Regions from separate parts of the Homo sapiens genome. Here region 2 is linked to region 1. The links are chromatin loops, found by intact Hi-C in ENCODE. Cell type or tissue: heart left ventricle. All regions are shown on one strand. Each heading gives the region's core, and the rest is flanking DNA. Links, peaks and the distances in the headings are about the cores only.

Region 1 (2,800 bases), core at 108-2,607:
AGTTGGGGTGGACACCTTGGGTTAGGGTTTGGGGAAGATTGGGTTCAAAATGTGAGCCTCAATCAGGATTTGGAATAAATTTGGATCTGATGAAGCCAAGGCTGGGGTGGGGCTGGATTTGAAGTCGGATGTGGTTGGTGGCGGGGGGTGGGGGGAGGTGTCACTCCTGTAATCCCAGCCCTTTGGGACTTGCCAAGGTGAAAGGATCACTTGAGCTCAGGAGTTCAAGACCAGCCTGGACAACATAGCTAGACCCTGTCTCTACAAAAAAATGCAAAAATTAGTCAGGTGTGGTGGCATGCCTGTGGTGGCATGCCTGTGGTGGCCCTAGTTACTTAGGAGGCTGAGGCAGGACGATCGCCTGAGTCACGGAGGTTGAGCCTGCAGTGAGCCGAGATCACACCACTGCACTCCAGCCTGGGCCACAGAGCAAGACCCTGTCTCAAACAAAACACACAAATCTCAATTATGCATAAAATCAGGCTGAAGGTTTGAAATCAGGCAGGGTTAGAAGTGTGAGAGTGGTCCAGGCGTGGTGGCTCACGCCTGTAATCCCAGCACTTTGGGAGGCCAAGGCAGGCAGATCACCTGAGGTCAGGAGTTTAAGACCAGCCTGGCCAACATGGTGAAACCCAGTCTCTACTAAAAATACAAAAATTAGCCGGACACGGTGGCGGGTGCCTGTAGTCCCAGCTACTCAGGAGGCTGAGGCTGGAGAATCGCTTGAACCTGGGAGGCGGAAGTTGTAGTGAGCCGAGATCGCGCCATTGCACTCCAGCCTGGGCAACAGAGCTAAACGCTGCCAAAAAAAAAAGAAAAAAAAGAAAAAGAAAAATGTGTTAGCATTTTGGCAGAGGGGCTCTGTAGGCTTGGAGGCCCTGCCCAACATATCTCTGTGGATTCCTGTAACAACTCAAGGAAGGGACACTGGGGCCTGTGGAGGGGTCTCTGGCCCCTCCGGCGCCCCTTTGGTACCGCGCCCCGCCTGCGAGCTAGGAACTGTGGGGACCCGGCAGCGGGCGAGCGAGCCCAGGTCGCGGCAGCACTGCCTGCGCGGTCGTCTTGACGCCTGACCAGGGCCGGTTTTCAACTTGTTTACAAGCCTGCGTCACCGGGAACCTTTCACCGCCGCCTGGGACAAAAGGTTCCTCTTTGTAAGTCCCTTCTGGGCAGAAAGGGGATTCGCCGCCCGGCGCGCTGACGGTGCGGGGCGCCACGCCGTGGCGGATGCGGACAGCGCGCGGCCGGTTCGCCCGTCTGCCCCCTAGCGCCCTGCTCTTCCCGCCGAGCGCGTAGTCTGCCCATAGCCTCGGCCACCAGCCCCCTTTACATCGTCCACCCACCCACAGCGTCCTGCCGTCCACGCCTCGCCCACCCACGGGTTCCCCGCAGTCCGTGCCTCGTCCACCCACTCACTCATCTGCGCGTGGCTCAAACAGGCATGCCTTGTCCACTCCCTCCACAGGAATTTCCTCCTTTCATGGAAACAACTTGCCCTCCCGTCCACCGTCCACTCCATTCCCCATTCACTGTCCATTGACTCATTTGAGGAACTATCCTATGAACACCTTCCAGGTGCTACGCGTTGCGGTCAGCAGGTCACAGGACACAGCTCCTGTCCTCTGGGACCTCCAGGACAGCAGAGGAGACACCAGCAGAGGTCCTCGTGAAGTGATCATGGCTCTGGGGGCAAAAAGAGGACATATCAGCCGAGACTTGGGCGCAGGGGTGGCGAGGCTGGGGCTGAGACGGAAAGACTGGCTGCGGAAGAGATGGGAGGAGGACAGGGGCTAGGCCCTTGGCAGGGGCTCGGCAGAGGGGAAAGCCTGGAAACCAAGTGGGCTCCAGGCAGAGGGCACCGAGGGGGCCGCGGGAAGAGGCCAGACCCGAAAGTCCTCGTCAACAGCGCCACAGAGCTCGGGCATCACCCGGGGTCACGGTGCCCCCCAGCAATTTCTTCTACTTTTCACTGTTTTGTTATTATAGAAGTAATACATGTCTACAACTTCATTGTAAAGAAAAATGAGAGCGAGCAATAGGAAAAAAATAATCAGCCATAATCTCGCCTCGCAGACATAGTTTTCGGTGTATGTGCACATACGCGGTTTCCCCAGGCATCCGCTGGAGAGCGGCGCTCCTGGGCTAGATGACGAGGGAACCCAGAGCGAGCTGCCTACCTCAGGGCTTGCAGACACCTGGGTGGGGATGTCATGGAGTGGGTGCTATGGCCAAGCCAGAATCCATTCAGATCCCCCCATCCCTTTCCCTAACACAACGGATGCCGTCCAGGCACCAGCCCTATGGCACCGGGATGGGGCCTCCCACAGAGTCCCCAGCTTCTATCCCTGGCAGCGATTAGTTTAGGCATGCAGTTTTTTGGCTAAGATATGAGGAGAGGTGTTCTGAGGGGCTACTCATGAGAAGTTTCTTTGTAAGTCATTTCTGGTGAAGCTTTCTGTTTCTTGAAGCAAAATACAACCTAAATGATACCTGAAACTAGTGTAAAGACTACCTTCCCCGGGCTCCTGGGGCTAAATCACGCCCTCCCGGGGAGCACCCCTGATGCTCACATCTCCTACCCTTCCTCCTGTATCTGGATCCCACCCTAGCCTCCTCAGCACCATGGTCCCTCCAGCTTGCCTTCTGCCTCTACACACACTCTCTCTCTGTCTCTCTCTCTCTCTGTATGTCTCTTTCATTTCCTCTACGCCCACAACCTGGTCTAGTCTCAACCCCTCTTCCTGGCTGGCTGACCACAGTCCCCTAACCACCTGGGACCTGCACCCCACCCCCACCTGTG
Region 2 (2,800 bases), core at 165-2,664, 76 kb after region 1:
CTAGTATAACACTGGGCCTCTGCAGACTTCTCAATTGGCCAGGTCAGGAAAGGGGAAGTGTGCCATGAGAGGGAACGGCCAAACAGGGGAGAGGCCTAAGTGATGTAGTCTCACAGAGCCCTCAGAGAAAAGGGGCCTGGTCATGTGGGCCTCTGTGAGCAAAGGTGACACCCTCCAACATGAATCAGGTGGCACGCACATTCCGTGTCCTCAAGACACTACTAAAGCCAGAAGGGCAATTTATTTAAATATAAAGCTGAACGGCAACTGCTGTAAACTGTGAAAGATCAGTGTCCAAGATCCCAAGGAGGGGCTTCATGACCACTTCTAAATAGGATCACAAGAAAGCAAAGGCCACAGAACTGCCCTGAGCCCAACCCCTCACCAAACTCTGTGCGAGGCATGGAGGCCTGTCCCTTGCCAACGCGGCAGCTGTGACACAGCTGCGCCCCAAAGCCGGTGCTCTGCTGTGGTGCTGCTGGTCACACAGGAGACGTGAGGACCCAGTTGGTGACACACACAGCCTCCACGGACTGAGCAGCAGAAGTAACTCTAGGGCCAGCTAGGATGCCATCAGCCAGGCCCGGTGAGGAGCGACAACCGCACCAGGGCCCAGAGAATAGGGCACATGGGTGTGCTCCCCAGAGGGGCCGCCACCACAGCTGCCAGGCACTTCTGTATCCTGGACTGTGGAGAAGGCCTAGTGGGGTAGGTTTCCTAGTCCCATGCTGCAAAGCTGCCCAATGACTAGGCACTCACACACTCAGCATTCCCCTCACAGGTCACCAGGCCACCGTCACTTTCCTCTCTAACCCTGCCCTCTCCAGCCCTCGTTACTCCCAGTCCACTCCTGAAACACAACTCTGCTCTAGCCTTTGTTACTTGGAGATAGAATAGCTGAGGCAGACGGAAACACAGGAGGGGCAGGTTCAGAATTCAGGACAAAAGTCCCAGTGAGAGACACAGGCTTAGGGGACATATGCTAGGGAAAGTCAACAAAGTGAAACATTCTTCCAGGAAAGCATTTCAAAGACATGGGAGGGGCAGGGCATGGTGGCTCATGCCTGTAATCCCAGCACTTTGGGAGGCTGAGGTGGGCAGACTGCTTAAGGCCAGCAGTTCAAAACCAGCCTGAGCAACATAGTGAAACCCTGTCTCTATAAAAAATGCAAAAATTAGCTGGGCATGGTGGTGGATGCCTGTGGGCTCAGCTACTCTGGAGACTGGGGTGGGAGGATCACTTGAGCAGGAGCCTGAGGTTGCAGTGAGCCATGATCACACCACTGCACTCCAGTCAGGGTGACAGAGAGGGACCCTGTCTCAAAAAACAAAAGACATGGGAGGGATTAGAGGGTCAAAGGCAAGAAAGTGGCAGAGAGTGCAAAAGAGGCCACTTGGCTTGGCAGCCACGCCCACAACCCCACTGCCTGACGCCTTCCAAGAGGTGAAGAAGGAACAGACGGCACTGGCACTGTTCCCGTTTCTCACAGGGAAGCAGCTCCCCATGGGGGCCGTGGAAAGTGCAGACCTTGGCGCCGGCTGTGCTGTCTGACCATGTGCGCCTTCATGCTGTGCTTGGAGGTGAAGAGTCTGTTGCAGGTAGAAACTGGGCAACGGCTTTTCGGAGCACCCACATCCTGCACGTGTTTCTTAGAGTGAATGTACAGACTGCTACGAGCGGAGAACCTCGCGCAACATCCTGGAACAAAAAGAGTAATGAGAGTGAAACCCAAGGATCACCAAGGAACCAGGAACAAGTGACACTTCCCCATCAGATCAGAACCACCAGACCTGCATTTTGCACCCTGGCTACTGGCAAGGACAGAGACCAAATATCTCTAGAAGTAGCATCACAAGCAATTCAAGTCAAAAGCAAACTGTTTTTAAAAAGCAAGAGATACAGTGAAACCCGTAGGGAGATTTGAAGTCCTACCTCAGCTATGCCTAAGCAACCTCTGTGCCTGTTTCTTCACCCACTACATGGAGATGTTGGGAAGATTAAGTCAAATTAAGTATTAACTGCTTAAATATTCAGTTGAAAACAATTTATTCTAGTCATCTCGATTAAGCTATTATCATAAAAAATGTAATCCTAGGATGACATTTAGAGCTGGAAACTATCTTGACAGATCACCAAAGCCAGTCCTTTCACTTTCCCACTGAGACAATGGATGCCCAGGGAGACTGAGCAGGTGTCCTGGAGCCCAGAGCTGGCAACTCCTTGCTTACACTCCCAGTCCACTTATGTCTCTGATCTGCACACAGGCATCAGAGGAAAAACAAGACACATTCAAAGTTACAATCACCTCCCCTCCGTGCCCTGGCTTTCTACTACGCTGGAGCTCTGCCCCATATGGACACAGGAAGGAGACGTGGAGCTCTTGGCGGTCAGAGGCCTATGACCTGGTAGGGGCAAATAGAACAGCCAGTTGCTGCAACAAAGGGCAGAAGGAAGTCAGTGCCAACACTGAAACATGCAAGCAGCAGAGGAAACCACACACCTCCCGAGAAGGCAGAAAAGCGGTCTCAGGAGTATGCAGCCCTCGAGGTGACTGGGCCACCCTGCAGCAGAGCAGATGGTGCTCCTGCCGCAGGAGCTGCCCAGCCAAGGCATGGGGGCATGAAGGGCAGCAGTGCAGGCACCCCAGCCTGGGTTCCAGTTCAGCCTCTTACCAGCAGTGTGGCCTTAGACAAATTATTTATCTTTTGCGGGTCTCCTTTTTCTGTTCTGTGAAACGGGAGTGACACCTACCTCACAGGGGTGCTGAGGGCCCAATAAAGCCATACCTGCCTACAGAGC

The links. Hi-C counts contacts between places; a loop is a spot of excess contacts. Peaks named below come from ENCODE experiments on the same cell type or tissue, not always from the same donor. Only the 100,000 strongest peaks of a DNase experiment are listed, where the experiment ranks them.
Region 2: a loop joins it to region 1, with 2.3 times the contacts of the local background. A loop is called at or near these places in 14 of 110 quality-filtered maps.

The regions. Positions count from the first base shown.
Region 1 is chr3:126,388,219-126,391,018 of GRCh38, forward strand. LOC107986044 (a long non-coding RNA gene) reads right to left here. Exons shown (of 3, transcript XR_001740563.1): 2 at 1,417-1,683. Among named protein-coding and RNA genes, the nearest start is that of CFAP100-DT, 5.2 kb to the right of the region's middle. RefSeq lists an enhancer at 1,314-1,862. In heart left ventricle, for the core only: CTCF peaks have their summits at 1,240 (motif pointing left) and 1,448; a DNase peak (open chromatin) is centred at 1,173; H3K4me3 peaks cover 926 bases; H3K27ac peaks cover 556 bases.
Region 2 is chr3:126,464,627-126,467,426 of GRCh38, forward strand. ZXDC (ZXD family zinc finger C) reads right to left here. Exons shown (of 10, transcript NM_025112.5): 5 at 1,529-1,699. Among named protein-coding and RNA genes, the nearest start is that of ZXDC, 9.9 kb to the right of the region's middle. In heart left ventricle, for the core only: no CTCF peak of the experiment used is centred there; a DNase peak (open chromatin) is centred at 1,455.